Regions from separate parts of the Homo sapiens genome. Here region 2 is linked to region 1. A link is an interaction called in ENCODE POLR2A ChIA-PET data of the cell type or tissue named here. Cell type or tissue: A673. All regions are shown on one strand.

Region 1 (8,000 bases):
TCAGGCTGGTCTCGAACTCCTGACCTCATGATCTGCCTGCGTCTGCCTCCCAAAGTGCTGGGATTGCAGGCATGAGCCACTGTGCCTGGCCACATTGGTAGATTTTTTAATGTTGAATGGACTAGCATTTCTGGAATAAATCTCACTTGCTCATGATGTGTTATCCTCTCTATATATTTTTGAAGTTATTGCTAATCCCATTAAGGATTTTCGTATCTATGTTCATGAAGTATGCTGGTTCCTAGTTTTCTATTCCTGTAATGTTTTTTGGTTGATTCTGGAATCAGCATAATATTGGCCACATAAAATGGGTGGGAAGTGTTGCTTTTTCCTCTGTTTTCTGAAAGTATTTATGTAAGATTTGTGTTATTTCTTCCTTAAATGTTTGACAGAATTCACCAGTGAAGCTGTATGAGTCTGGAATTTTCTTTGTGGGAGAGTTTCTGATAATGACTTCAACTTTTCAAATAGATATAGGGCTAATTCAGACTGTCTATTTCTTCTTAAGTCAATTTTGGGAATGTATATCTTTTGAGTAATTTCTGTTCTTATCATTCATATTATAGAATTGTGGGCATAATGTTTTTAAAACAATATTCCTAATATATTCTTAATGTCTGTTGCACTGGTAGTGATAGCTCCTCTTTCATTCCTGATATTGGTCATTTTGTTTTTTCTCTTTTTTTTTTTTTTTTTTTTTTGAGACAGAGTCTCGCTCTGTCGCCCAGGCTGGAGTGCAGTGGCGCGATCTCGGCTCACTGCAACCTCTGCCTCCCAGGTTCAAGCAATTCTCCTGCCTCAGCCTCCTGAGTAGCTGGGATTACAGGCATGTGCCACCACGCTCAACTAATTTTTATATTTTTAGTAGAGACAGGGTTTCACCATGTTGGTCAGGCTGGTCCCGAACCCCTGACCTCGTGATCCACCCACCTCAGCCTCCCAAAGTGCTGGGATTACAGGTGTGAGCCACCGCACCAGGCCTGTTTTTTCTCTTTTTTTCTTAGTGTATAGCTAGAGGTTTATCCATTTTGTTGCTCTTTTTAAAGACCCAGCTTTTGGTTTTCTAAACTGTTTTTAAGCTTTCTAACTTACTGTTTTTCACTCTTATCTTTATTTTCATTATCTTCTTTCCTCTTCTTTCTTTCTTTTGTTTTTTTTCTGGGGGTTTTGTTGTTGTTGTTGTTGTTGTTGTTTTGTTTTGTTTTGAGACAGGGTCTCACTGTCACCCAGGCTGGATTGCATTGGTGCAATCATAGCTCACTGCAGCCTCAAGCTCCTGGGCTCAAGTGATCATCCTGCCTAATTCTCTCAAGTACCTGAGACCACAGGTGCACACCACCTTTTATTTTTATTTTTATAGCAATGAGGTCTCACTAAGCTGCCCAGGCTGGTCTTAAACTCCTGGCATCAAGTGATCCTCCTGCCTCAGCCTCCCAAGGTGCTGAGATTACAGGCGTGAACCACCACTCCCAGCCTGGCTTCTTAATGCAGAAACTTAGACCATTAATTTTAAATTATTCTTCTTTTCTGATATGATCATTTAAAGTTATAAAGTCCTCCCTAAGCATTGCTTTAGCAGCATTCCACACATTTTGATGTTTTGTTTTTATTTCCATTCAGTTCAAAACATCTTCAAAAGTTTCTTTTGGTTTCTTATTTAACCAATGAGTTATTTAGGACTGTGTCATTTCATTTCCAAACATCTAGAAAACTTCTAGGTTCCTTTTTATCATAAGTTTCTACTTTAGTTTCATTGTGTCAGAGAACATACTCTATATAATTTTAGTCCTTTTAAAGTTGAGACTTGTTTTATAGACCAACAAAAGATCTTGGTGAATGTTCCACGTACACTTGAAAAGAGTATGTATGGCTGGGTGCAGTAGCTCGCACCTGTAATCCCAGCACTTTGGGAGGCCGAGGCGGGCAAATCACGAGGTCAGGAGTTCGAGACCAGTCTGGCCAAGATGGTGAAACCCTGTCTCTACTAAAAATACAAAAAATTAGCTGGGTGTGGTGGCGGGCACCTGTAATCCCAGCTACTCAGGAGGCTGAGGCAGGAGAATCGCTTGAACCTGGGAGGCGGAGGTTGCAGTGAGCCAAGATGGTGCCACTGCACTCCAGCCCGAGCGACAGTGTGACACTCAGTCCCAAAAAAAAAAAAGAGTATGTATTCTGCAGCTGTTAATTGTAGTGTTTTAAACATTAATTAGGTCAAGTTGGTTGATACTATTATTCAAATCTTCTATAGCCTTCATTTTTATCTATTGGCTCGAACAATTAGTGAAAAAGACTGTTGAAATCAACAACCATCATTGTAGATTTTGTCCAATTCTCCTTTCAGTTTTCTTTCTTTTGGCCTCACGTGTTTTGAAGCTTTAGAACTGGTGCATACACATTTAAGATTGTATCTTCTTGATGAATTGACTCTGTTTTCATTATGAAATGTCCCTCTTTATCCCTGGTAATACACCTCTTCCTGAAGTCTACTCTTCTGATATTAATATTGCCATTTCAGTTTTTATGAATAGCGTTTCCATCTTTTTACTGTTACCTTCTCTACATCTTTATGTTTCAAGTGTGCCTGTTATCGACGGCATAGAATTGAATCCTCTTTAATCCACCCCGATCACCTCTGCCTTTTCATTGAAGTGCTCAGTTCTTTAAAAAATAGCCAGGCATGGTGGTGGGTGCCTGTAATCCCAGCTGCTCAGGCGGCTGAGGCACGAGAATCATGTGAACCTGGGAGGCGGAGGTTGCAGTGGACCAAGGTTGGCCATGAGGTGGGATTTGTGGAGGGTCGGATTCACTAGGCACCCTGTCCCCAAAGAAGACTTCAAGTGCACTGAAAAAACTTATATGAAATATTATCTGATTTTTAAATATTTAACTTGTTTGGGGTTTTTTTAACAGATTTTTTAAAATTTTCTATCACTTTTGGGGTACTAGTGGTTTTTAGTTACATGGACGAATTCTATAGTGCTTCAAACCAAAGTCCTGAAAGACTCAGGCAGGGAGTGAACCGGCAGTCGGTGACCCACATCTCTGCGCACGGGGAGGGGTCAGGCAGGGAGTGAACCAAGAGTCGGGGACCCACGTCTCTGCGCACAGGGAGGGGTGAGTTGGAGCGGCGTTTATCAGTGTGTGTGAGCGTCACCTGGGGAGCCTGTTAAACCGCAGGCTCCGTTCCGAAGGGCTGAGGTGAGGCTCAAAATGCGGCAGGTGAAGCACCTGCTGACGCTGCGGCCGATGGGCGACACTTTGAGTGAGGAATTTGAGGCTGTGAGCAGGGGCTGTGGAGGGCAGTTGCATAGGTGAGGAGTCAGCTCTAAATCCAGTCAATGGGGAGAAGAGAGTTTGATTTACACAAACTCAGCTTACCGGTAACATTTAATCCTGGAAGCCAGCTGCACCTGTTGGTGCTGACCGTGATACCTGAGGGGTTCCGGCTCCAGCATCCCAACAACCTCAGCCATGACCCTAGGAGGGTTCCCTGCAGAGGTGCAGGGAGCAAAACCTGAGCTGTTCCTACTCGTTCAGGAGCTGGGACCCAAATACCTGCAGAATTGCAATACGCTTCTGTTTAAAAAAAAAAAATCCGGCGAGAAAAAAAATCCCTCAAAAACTCTATTACCTTCTGTCATAAACTTTTTACTAGAATATAATCCTGTGTGCCTTGACCACAGACTAAATCTAAAGTTTTACGTTGCAGGCTCTATCGGGGGGAGCACGGCTCCTTCTCACTTCTGATGAGTATTTGCATTTTGCAGGGAGGGGTCTGTGTACCAGGTCCTGTGTGCAGTGCCCATGCAGGCTGTCTGCACAGGCGTGACCTGTGTGCAGGGAAATGACACATCCCCACACGATCCACACACGCTGGGACTGCAGACCCTGTGTTCCACACACGGACACGCTTGAGTAGATATTAGCGTGATGTCGGCACCGACCAGATGGATTGGGTTTTTCCGAACATGTTTGGGAAATTAATGGTCACATTCTCACTTCAGCTTCCTGAATCATGTTTGAAATAGTCCGTGTCTCCTCCGTAGGACTTCAGATAGTAGTGAGTTCTGGATTGGGGATTTAACTCATAAACTCATGCAAGATGATGATTATAAAGTCTCCCATTTATGGAGCTCCTCCTGTATGCCAGGCATGTTCTTTAGACATTTGTTGAATCATCCCTAAAATCCTGCAAACTATGGGCATTATTATTCCTGCATTATAGGAGGAGAAAATGAAGCCAGGAGTAGTGGGAGGAATAGGGTGGTCCTGGGTTTCATGTGTTCTGTGGAGTATGAAGGAGGAACTATAGGGTTCCTCTGATCTTTTTGGGTTGTGGGCAGAAGGTATCTGGAAGTCACTACCAGGAAGGCTGGCTGGTGGCGAGAAGGACTCCGCACCATCCAGTCCGTTGTAAGGCAGAATGGACTATGCTGTGTGCCCCCAGCTCACGCACAGCATTGAGCAGAGGCCCTGGGCACTTTCTGAGCTCCGGTGGCCTTCCCTTAAGCTCCTATGCCGAGCTGTGTATTATTCCCAGTGCCTCCCTTTTGCTGTGGACAATGTTCCATCAGAGGGTTTTATTATTATTATTATTAAAGACAGGGTCTCGCTCTGTCACCCAGGCTGGAGTGCAGTGACACGATTATGGCTCACCGCTTCTTGAACTCCTGGGCTCAAGTGATCCTCCCACCTTAGCCTCCCGAGTAGCTGGGACCACAGGGGCACACCACCATGCCTGGCTAATGTTATAAAATCTTTTGTAGAGAGGTCTGACTATCCCAGGCTGGTCTCGAACTCTCGGGCTCAAGTGATCCTCCTACCTCAGCCTCCCAAATTGCTGAGACTACAGGTGTCAGCTACCGGGCCCAGCCTACCAGAGGGTTTTAAAGAGAAGACAGAAGCTGGGTCTCTGATCTGCAGCACAGTGTATTAGTCAGAGACATGGAAACAGTAGGATACATAGAGACATATATAAAAGGGGATTTAATTATGGGAATTGGATTACATGACTATGGAGGCCAAGAAGCCCCATGACATGCTCTATGCAAGCTGGAGAATCACAGAAGCCACGGCCGGGCGTGGTGGCTCCCACCTATAGTTCCAACACTTCCAGAGGCCAAGGCAGGAGGATCACTTGAGCCTAGGAATTCAAGACCAGCCTGAGCAACATAGGGAGTCCCCATCTCTAAAAAAAATTTAAAAACTTAGCCAAGCATGGTGATGCACACCTGTAGTCCCAGCTACTCGGGAGGCTGAGGCAGATGAATAACTTGAGTCCAGGAGTTCAAGGCTGCAGTGGGCCATGATCATGACACTGCACTCCAGCCTTGGCAACAGAGCAAGACCCTGTCTCAGAAAAGAAGAAAGGAAGGAAGGGAGGGAGGGAAGGGAGGGAGGGAGGGAGGGAGGGAGGGAGGGAGGGAGAGAGAAAGAAAGAAGGAAAGAGAAAGAAAAACGGAGAGAGAAAAAGAAAGAAAGCTAGTATATAATTCAGTCCCAGTTTGAAGGTCCGAAAACAAGGGAGTCCATGGTGTCAGTCCCAGAGTTTGAAGGCCCAGAACCAAGAGCTCCAGTGTCAGAGGACAGGAGAAGACAGATGTCCCAGCTCAAACGAGAATTTTTCCTTCCTCTGACTGTTTGTTCTATCAGGGGCCCTGGACAGATGGGATGGCACCCAACCACGTTGGGGAGGGCGGATCTTCTTAACTCAGTCTACTGATTCAAATGCTGAGCTCCTCCACAAACATCCTCACTGACACACCCAGATGTTTTACCAGCTATCTGGACATCCCTTAGCCCAATCAGGTGGACACATAAAATTAACCAGCACATCGAGTACCCCGCTGCTGTGCCCAGAGCTTCCTGGAGACCCAAGGAAGCGACATCTGAGCCACCTCCAACTCTGCCTGAACGAGCAGTCCCTCCTTGTCCTTCCAGGCCAGAGGCTGCCCCTCTGCAGCGGGGCCCATGGGGCCCTAGAAAGGGCCCAGTGAGGGGCAGCAGGAGAGGAAGGGTTAATCAGGCAGTAGGTTCTGTTGCCTGCAGGTGTTCACGTTCCCTCCGCCTCTCCAGGCTGGCTTCCACGGTGACTTCATTAGCAGCAGGCTGCTAATTAAATTTCATATTTATGATCAGAAAAGAAAATCATTGGACCTTTTTGAAATAGGATTTTATGAGTTTTGGCTCCGGCAGCTGAATCAGCAGTCAAGGGCCTGCCTGTTTGGAACTACAGCTTCAAGGCGGAGATAAAGAAAACAAATAGTGCCAGGGAGGAGGTGGGATCCTGAGTGCTTGCACAGGCCTAGGCCTGAACTGCTTTGGGGGCCTCAGAAGGACAGACCTGGCTCCACTGGAGGAGCAGCATCAGGAAAGAAGCCTCCTGGCCAGGTGCGGTGGCTCACGCCTGTTATCCCAGCACTTTGGGAGGCCGAGACGGGTGGATCACCTGAGGTTGGGAGTTCGAGACCAGCCTGGCCAACATGGTGAAACCCCGTCTCTACTAAAAATACAAAAATTAGCTGAGCGTGGTGGTGCACGCCTGTCATCTCAGCTACTCAGGAGGCTGAGGTGGGAGAAATTGCTTGAACCCAAGAGGCAGAGGTTGCAGTGAGCCGAGATTGTACCACTGCACTCTAGCCTGGACAACACAGTAAGATTCCGTCTCAAAAAAAAAAAAAGGGAAAGAGGGCTGCCTCCCAGCCCCCTTGTTGAAGCTCAGGAGTCCAGGCTGGGGCTCAAACCCCAAAGCCCCTAAGTCCACATCAGGTCGGCCCCATTTCCAGGGTCACCAGGCTCCTCTGGGGCTGACTTATTGGCAGAACCACCTGTTTTGTATTTTATGTTTCTTGTCATACTAGAAAAATCACTCCTCACCCACAAGCTTAGGCTCCCACCTCCCTGGGCGTGCGTGCCGGAAGCTCTCAGATGCCACTTCCTTTATGTGTGTGACTTAGTTACTGCTGCCTCCTCCAAGGAGTCCCTCTCCTCTGTGGCCTCAGGTGACCCCCTCTTTTCCGTGCTGCTCATGGGGGGACTCAGCTTCTTCTGCCCCATGGCGCTGGTGATCCTTGGCGTGCTCCCTGGAGCAGCCCAGTAGGAACCTTTTCACCCTCTCCCGGGGAAATGGGAATCAAGCCTGAATTCCACCAGCCATGTTTTGGTCTCTCCGATGGGGTGTGTTTAAGAATCCAATTGGAAGGGACTTTTACCTCCAGGGGGTCTGGCCCCACCTTTGAAGGTGTTGACATCTTTTCCCCCTGAAATTGCCAGTCCCATATTGAATCAGCTTCCTTCTGACTCTTTTTGGTGGGTTTCAGGCCTCCCGATATCATCATCACTGTCTCTCCCGCCTAAGCCGGGAAGGATGAGGTCAACGTCCACTCCGCTCCTATGCAAGTGAACACTAGTTTCTCAGCCGTTGCTTCCTTTCCCTGTGCAACAGCACCCAAATCTACTATCGTAGCCGGCTTCCTCCCTATTTCCCAGCCTACATCGATCACAAGAATACTTGCTGTTCCCCTTCGTTTCTTCCAAAAACTTGAGGTGTAATCAGTGAGCTTCCCAGCCTTCCCAGAAAGTGCTAGCGCTGGAATGATCAGAGAGCGGAGGTGTGAGGAGATCATGGTCAGTCCCTGCTGCTCCCCCAATTCTCCATGGCGGCCCTGGCTGGGGGCACCGTGTCTTCCTCCCCCAGACAGTCCTACTCCAGGGCGTTTACTCAAAAGAAATGACAGCACGTCCACATGAAGATCTGTACAGGAAGGTCCCAGGCAAACAGGAAACAACCCACATGTCCAGCGAAAGATACACAAGTCAGGAAAATGTGGGACATTTTCGATGGAATACTGCCCAGTGACAAACAGGAATGCGTGACTGACACCAGCCTCACACGCTGCGTGAAAGCAGCCAGACCCTAAAGAAGATGGATGCCCTAGCTCAAAATGGCAAATTCTTCCCTCCTCCGACTTTCTGTTCTATCAGGGGTCCTCGGCAGATTG
Region 2 (8,000 bases), 340 kb after region 1:
CCAGCCTGGCCAACGTGGCGAAACCCCATCTCTACTAAAAGTACAAAAATTAGCCAGGCCTGGTGGCGGGTGCCTGTAATCCCAGCTACTCAGGAGGCTGAGGCAGGAGGATCACTTGAACCCGGGTGGCGGAGGTTGCAGTGAGCCGAGATTGCACCACTGCACTCCAGCCTGGGCGACAAGAGCGAGACACTGTCTAAAAAAAAAAAAAGTGCTGCTGCTCCCCCGAAGAAGCGAAGCCCTGGGGAGGGGGCTGCCGGCATCAGCTACTGTCCTCACCCCCAGCCCGAGACAGCCCCAGGACCCCAGAGCCCGTCCCCGTCTCAGGCCCAGAACTCTCCTACCTGAGTCCTGGCAGGATCCCCCACCCCAGCTGTAGTCCTGAGGTTTTCAGGTCTGGTAGGGAAATTGGGAGCCTGTGGGGGACTGAACCCCCTCTTGCTGACCATGAAAGTGTTTCTGAGGGGTGAACATGGAAGAGGCCCCATCAGGAGTCTGATCCTGTCTGGGGTCTGTGCACCGAGAAGCTGCACTCAGGGGTGGGCACCGTCCATGGCGTGCCCCCACGCTGGATGAGATGGTGGGGCTGGCCCCACACTGCTACAGGCTGCATACAGGCGCCCCATCGGACACACAGCCCTGTCTGGCTCCAAGCACGGCCTTCCAGTGTGGCTCTCCCCAGGTCTCTGAACACAAAAGACAGACCACAGAACAGACACCAGAGCTCCCCTGTCCCGAGGCCAGGCGACCCCCACAGGAAGTGGCTAATTTGATGCAACAGTGACATTTCCTCAGCACCCGCTGCGGGGAGGGAGGGTAACGTGGCCCCAGAGCTGTCCCTTCTCCTGGCACTGCATTCGATCTGCCTGGCCGAGTGCTCTCACCCCATTTCATCCACAGGGAAACTGGGCTTCATAGAAGCTACAGAGAAAGCACACAGGCCCTGCAACCCCAGGTCCCTGGATTCAGCATAGCCCTGCCCCCGGCTCAGCCCTCCAGAACCTCCACACACTTCCTGTGCCGGGGGAGGGATGGGGAGCTGATACAGGGCTGCGCCTCATCATGGGGCCAGGGACCACCTAGAGGCTAACTTGGGGGTGCCCTGGGGGGTGTCAGCAGCTGGGGCCCTCAGTGTTGTGGGGTGGCCACCAGGCACACCTGCGCTGCCCTCATTGGCACTACTGCAGAGAAACGCCTCTCTCCCCACATCTCAATGCTTCAGCAGTGTGGCCCTCTTGGGACCCCAGCCTTGGGAGCTGCTGGGGCAGATGGTCCCCTGCCTGGCCCCCCCTTGGGATGAGAGGCTCAGCCACAGTGGGCAATGGGATTGCTGCTGGATCTCCCAGGAGACGGTTGCCAGGCAGTGGGAGGATGCCGTGTCCTGCCCTCCAGGAAGCCGGCCGACGTCCACACCCGAAGGCGGCCTTTCCACCTCCACCCAGCCAGGGAGGTGCTGACCAGCCCGGCACACCCAGAAATGAGCCGCCATGGTCCAAAGCCACACCGGTGTGTCCACGGCTGCCCAGCAGCCAGCAATCTGGGCACTGCAGAGCATCAGGGGCGGGCACCCTCCCACTCCTTCAGCCATGCACAAGTGCCTACCGCCCCTGCAATGGCAGGAGGACTGCTGGGCCCTGCACCCCCACCCTCCAGGGGCAGGACCCAGGGCTGGCACCAGAGCCACTGAAACTGAATCAGCTCAGGGCGGTCTCATGGTCCCAGGGAGCTCATGTCACAGAGGGGTCCTCAGGGCCCAGTAGGGCTTACCCAAGATCACACAGGGAGGCGGAGACAGTCCAGTCACTTGGCAGGGCCTCATATTAACAGTCCCAGCACGGTACCCATGCTCTGTGCTCAGTGGGTTGTCTATAAACGTTAGGGAGCTTGGAAAAGCCACGCTCTGGGGCTCCCTGGGTCTGCCCTTGCCTGTGTGGGGCTGGGAATGGAGTGGAGGTGCTGACCCCACCGGCTGTGACTGCAGGCCCTGCCAGTACCCTCCTTATAGCTCAGAGGCCAACGGCAGAACAGACCTGTAGGGGCAGCTGACCATGCCCCCCGGGACCAGAGCTCCACAGGACCCATGCCCACGTCTGCACTTCCATCCACAGGGCCTCCCCTGGGCTCCCATGGCCTGGGGGCCATGTCAACCAGCCGCATCTTGGCCCCGGGCTGGTCAGACTCCTCCAGCGAGCCCTCCCTCTGCTCTCCACTTGCAGAGGCCTCCCCAGTCCCTGGCTGGAGTCACCCTCGCTCCCCCGACCCTGTGCTCCGGTGGGACATGACTCTAGGAGGGCCTGTCTGTACTGCACCCCACATCTGGGACTCACAGCCTCGCAGGGAAACTCCTCCTGGGGTGAGGAGCTGGGGACTGGAAGAGCAGGTCAATCCCAGACACGCATTACGCAGAGCCTAAACAGGTGTGACCTCCGCAGCCACCGGCCTGGCATGTCCACCCAGAGCTCGGGGCATCAGCGTACATCAAAGGGCTTCCAGGTCCAGATCACTTCCTCAGCGGCGCCAGAGCCACCCACTCCCACTTGCCAGATGAGAAAACGGAGGCAGAGCGAGATAAGCCCTGGCCAAACAGGATCTGGGCGAGGCAAGCCCGTCCCTCAGATGGCACTGCCCTGGTGCAGAGGGCTGATGCCCAGGGGCAGTGGGCAGGGGACGCCCATGCCCGGTGGGGAGAGGCTGCTAAGCACCAGGCACCCTTGCCCTTGGCGCCGCCTGCAGGGTGGTGAGGGAACACAGGCACTCAGCATCATCGTAAGTGAACTGTGAAGCCTGCTGGATGGTGAGAGACGCTGAGAAAAACAGAAAAGGCAGCACAGGAGCTGGAGTACCGGGGACTCTACGATTTTTTTTTTTTTTTTTTTGAGACAGAGTCTCGCTCTGTCGCCCAGGCTGGAGTGCAGTGGCGCCATCTCAGCTCACTGCAAGCTCCGCCTCCCGGGTTCACGCCATTCTCCTGCCTCAGCCTCCCAAGTAGCTGGGACTACAGGCACCCGCCACCAAGCCTGGCTAATTTTTTGTATTTTTAATAGAGACAGGGTTTCACTGTGTTAGCCAGGATGCTCTCGATTTCCTGACCTCATGATCTGCCCGCCTCGGCCTCCCAAAGTGCTGGGATTACAGGCGTGAACCACCGTGCCCAGCCTTTTCTTTTTGAGATGTAATTTCACTGGTGATGCCCAAGCTGGAGTGCAGTGGTGTGATCTCGACTCACTGAAACCTCCGCCTCCCAGGTTCAAGCCATTCTCCTGCCTCAGCCTCCCAAGTAGCTGGGATTACAGGTACCCGCCACCAATGCCTGGCTAATTTTGTATTTTCAGTAGAGATGGGTTTTCACCATGTTGGCCAGGCTGGTCTCAAACTCCTGACCTCAGGTGATCTGCCCGCCTTAGCTTCCCAAAGTGCTGGGATTACAGACGTGAGCCACCACACCCAGCCCAAGTCTACGATTTAAAAAAAAAAAAAAAAAAGAAAAGAAAAAAATTATTTTAGAGACAGGGTCTTGCTCTGTGGCCCAGGCTGGAGTGCAGTGGCACGATCACCACTCACTGAAGCCTCAACCTCCTGGGCTTAAGTGATCCTCCTGCCTCAGCCTCTCAAGTAGCTTGGACCACAGGCACATATCACCACGCCTGGCTAATTTTCTTTTTCTTTCTTTCTTTTTTTTTTTTTTTTTTTTTTGAGACAGAGTCTCTGTCACTGAGGCTGGAGTGCAGTGGCATGATCTCGGCTCACTGCAACCTCCACCTCTCAGGTTCAAGTGATTCTCCTACCTTAGCCTCCTGAGTAGCTGGGACTAGAGGCATGCACCAACACACTTGGCTAATTTTTGTATTTTTAGTAGAGACGGGGAGTTCACCACGTTGGCCAGCCTGGTCTTGAACTCCTGACCTTAGGTGATCTGCCATCTCGGTCCCCCAAAGTGCTGGGATTACAGGCATGAGTCACTGTGCTTGGCCTCTGCCCTAATTTTTAAAAAAATTTTTTGTAAAGACAGGGTCTGGCTATGTTGCCCAGGCTGGTCTTGAACTTCTGGGCTCAAGCAATCCACCTGCCTCGGCCTCCCAAAGTGCTGGATTACAGGTGTGAGCACCGCGATTGGCTGAGGCAGCTTTCTCTTGTTCTTGCCTGGATGGGGCCAGCTGCAAACGGAGCCTCGCTCCTCAGCCCCTGGGGGCCAGAGGCCAGGCTTCGGGGCCCCTGCCAGGACAGCCTCACTTGGCTTCCCCCAACTGAGGAAGGAGATGGCGCCTCCCTCAAAGGGAGCCCACTTGGGCTGCCCGGGTCCCAGCCCACCACTGCGAGCATGCAGAGCCTGGGTGTCAGGGTGCTCAGCAAACCGGGCAGCTGCTTCATCCCACGTCAGAGCCCCGGCACCCAACGCGCCAGGCCTGAGCCCAGCTGTCTGCGGGGAGCGTGCCGTGGCCAGCCTGGCCTCTGCACCCACTTCCCGAAGCCAGATTCCCAGCAGACGGTCTCCTGCGGGGCACCGGGCCAGCGGCATTCCTACGGTGGCCCAGCCACCTCTCTCCACCGGGCTGGCGGCCCCTCCGCCCCTCCCTGGCCCATTCAGAGAAAGAATGGGAACTGTCTGATCAGCAGCTGGGCTCTGACCAAATGGAATTTTCCGTCTGTGGTGGAAGTGATGTAAGGGCTCGGTCAGGCGAGGCGAAAACTGCACGCTGGGTTCCGCGGAGCACACGGAGAGGACTCAACTGCCACACATGTGCCAAGGGGGCTGGGGGCGACCCCCTCCTGCAGCCTCAGTCCCCCTGCCCCCACCCTAGGGCTCCTGGTCTCGGCCCTGGGCCACCCCCTCCTTCTCCAAGCCCCTGCAGCCCCACAGCCACAGACGGCATCCATGGGGGATGCCCCCTCCCACCGTGAGCCCAGACTCCCCCGACTGCCCCGCAGCCCCCAAAATGCAGCCCCCAAAACCCCACCAACTCTGGAAACACCCAGCCAGCCAGAGAGCCGGGGCCTGAAGCCTTACTCTGTCCCAGATCAGGTTGCTACCGATAGGATCCCAGTATACCCTGGGCCAGAGCAAGACCTCCCTGGCCTGGCAGGGATGCCTGGGGCACTGGCTGGTGAGGAGCGGGCAGGGCTGGGGTGTGGCTCGGGGCAGGGCTCTGTGGCCTCTACACCCAGGCATATGCTGTCCCTGGGCCTGGAGCCTTCCCCTTCAGGGAAGCCCCATTGTCCCCATACACAGGCCATCTCCTCCAGGATGTCCCCAGGATATTAGAGACCCAGGCCCAAACCCGGTGCTGCAGCCTTTGCTCTGTGTGAACCTCGGCTGGCTCCGCACTTGTAAGGCGAGACCCCCAACCTGACCTGGCTGCCTGCACAGGTGGGTGGCCCCAACCCAGCCCTGCTTGGAGAAGGGAGGGCCCAGTGAGCCACAAGGCCTTAGGACGGCCCACGGGGCACTTGAGCAGACGACGTGCACGAGCAGCTGTGAGGCCTGTGCCCCACGCCTGCCGCGGCCTCCTGGCCATGCCCACTCTGCCTCCAGGCCCTGTCTGGACGTGACTCCCATCAGCCACACAGACACAGGCACCCCCCAACGCAATGCCAGGCTCAGCGCCAGCACAGGCCACACCACACCAGGCTGCCAAGGTGGGAGGGCCATGCATGACAGCAGGGCAGGGCACACTGCCTGCCACCTGCACAGGTGGCTGCTGCTGGGCATCCTGGTGGCTCCCGGAGCACCTGGTGGCAGGACCTGGGCCTGGCAGCGTGTGAGGAAGCATGCCACTCGGGAGGGTGCACAGCAAGTCACGGCCGGCCTATGGAACACACGTCCCCCCCCACACACACACAGGCGGCTGCTCTACATGCACACGCCTGGGAGCAGCTGCCCACCCCGCTACCCTGCGCCACGGACCCACACGCCGCTCTGTGCCACCAACCTGTGGGCTACCGTGGCGCGTGGCTGGGCTGAGGAGGCCCTGGCCCACTGGGGGGTGCTCACAGGGACTCTGATGAGAAGTTTGGCCCGATGCAGCCTCCAGCCCCAGCCACAGGCAGTGGCCACGATCCCACCACCCTGCCATTCCAGCCACGGCTGCTCGCTCCTCGGCTGGACACTGCTGCGGGTCTGCCCTGAGCAGGGAGGGAAGCGAAGACATAGGGCCCGTGTCCTGGAGCCACGCTGCTAGGCACAGGGAGTTCCAGAGTCCACAGTCACACAGCGGGGGCGGGTGAGCTGGCAGGCCAGGCAGCGTGACCACAGCTGAGGATGATGGCTGCCCGAGGCATTGGGAGAGACCAGCGAGCCCCAGGGGTGCAGCCACGGGGCACGGTGAGCAGGGGTGGCAGGAGAAGCAGCCCCCGGTGGCCAGAGAAGGGGTGGGCAGAAGGTGGGTTCCAGCCCTGCCCCGCCCCTCGTGCCAGCTCCGTGTGGAAGTGACACAGCTTGGAGGAGGGAAAGGGACAGGCTCCACAGAGGCCACTGAGGGGCCAGAACCCCACCAGAGGTGCCGGCATGTGACAGACACACAATATGGTAACGGCCACACAGCCTGACTGCAGTGGGGACAGAGTCACCCCCGGCTTCCTGGATGGGGACGGAGTCCCCACACTGACGGCTGTGGTCCTGGCTGGGCTCCGGGCTAATTGGGAGCATCAGCTTCCAGGGCATCTTAGCAGCAGCTTGCGCTGGGTGCTGGGGCCCAGGCTTGGACAGACAGCTCGGCCGCGCTAGGTCGGGGGCTCCCCTGTGCCCACAGTGCTGGCCCCGTGAGCTCGGAGGCTGTGGGAGGCAGGAAGAGGAATGAGGCGGTCACTGAAACTCCCGTTGTGGGGAGCATCGTGGGTACCGCAACAGGTGGGGGAGGGCACTCTTGGCCCGGGGACAGTGTCAGCCAAGGCCTGGCACAGGGTCCAGGCGGCAAACGTCTCCTGCATGCCGAAGATACACTGGCAGCAGGGACCAGCCAGGCCCTGGCCTGAGCCTGTGCGTATGGCAGCAGCACGGGGCTCCGGGAGGACGTGGCAGGCGAGAGGTGGGAGTGGGAGGGGAGTGACCCCCACCTGCCTCCACGGATGCTGAACTCCAGCCCTGGAACTCCCAAGGCCCCTCCTCCAGAGGAAGCAACAAGGTTTGGGGGTGTCTGAGAGGCTGGCTGGGGTCCCACACCCCAGTGCAGACCGAGGGGTTCTGGCCCCCAGCACTGTGAGAACCCCCCAGGTGTCCTGGGCCAGGGTCAGGAAAGGGGCGGGATCCCTAGGGCCCAGACTTGTTTGGGGAGGCCAGGGTGGGCTCGGCGTGTGCGAGCCACTACCACCACCCCCATGTCAGGGGCCCGCCACTGGGAAGTGGGTCCCCCTACCTTTGCCTCGTGGGTCCCCTTGCACAAGTGGGGGGTCCAGGGTCACAGTCTTTGGCTAGGCCTCAGCCCCCCATGCGGCCAAGCTGGACACGTGGCCCCAGCCCCTACCCATAGCACACTCGGCCCAGGCTCCCAGCGACACTGGCCCAAAATTAAAAACAGATTTTCCACCAGGCTGGGTTTGGGTTTCACGCATTCCATGACGGTGAGCTCCTGGCCGTGCCTGGAGGACGTGCAGCCAGCAGCGGCCACGTGGGAGCCGGGGTCGGGGCCAACTTTGTGTCCCTGTCCCCAACTCCTGAGGTCCGAGGTCCAGGTCGCCAGGCTGCACATGGCCCCACACCCCCCGGGGCTCCCTCCGGGCTGGCCCTCACCCTCCAGGAATGGCCTGGAAGGAGGCCAGAGAGGCAGCCCTGGGGCTGAGGCTCAGAGCCGCTCCTGCCCGTCTCCCCACAGGCCGGGCCCCTTTCCTGCACCCTGTAGCCGGGGGACCCCAGCTCTCCCGCTGCCCACGCCCGCCCTCCCCCTCGTGCAAGGAACAGACACCAAAGAGCTGCAGCAAGCGTGTCTATTTTGGTCCCCGTGCTCCGACACATCTCCCAGCGTGACACCCGGAAAATCCCCTGCTCTTCCCACTTGTCTGCAGCCCTC

What was found. Peaks named below come from ENCODE experiments on the same cell type or tissue, not always from the same donor. Only the 100,000 strongest peaks of a DNase experiment are listed, where the experiment ranks them.
Region 2: POLR2A ChIA-PET joins it to region 1 with 15 read pairs; 2 of 35 experiments call an interaction of 5 or more read pairs at or near these places.

What each region holds. Positions count from the first base shown.
Region 1 is chr7:2,981,928-2,989,927 of GRCh38, reverse strand. The region is part of intron 1 of CARD11 (caspase recruitment domain family member 11); the gene reads left to right. Among named protein-coding and RNA genes, the nearest start is that of CARD11-AS1, 42 kb to the right of the region's middle. In A673, no CTCF peak of the experiment used is centred here; no DNase peak of the experiment used is centred here.
Region 2 is chr7:2,638,231-2,646,230 of GRCh38, reverse strand. All of the region lies in intron 1 of TTYH3 (tweety family member 3), which reads right to left. Among named protein-coding and RNA genes, the nearest start is that of TTYH3, 10 kb to the right of the region's middle. RefSeq lists enhancers at 427-990, 1,227-1,346, 3,751-4,422, 4,423-5,094, 5,045-5,184 and 1 more and silencers at 702-996, 4,365-4,604. In A673, CTCF peaks have their summits at 2,512 and 2,712 (motif pointing left); DNase peaks (open chromatin) are centred at 770 and 4,630; H3K27ac peaks cover 2,909 bases.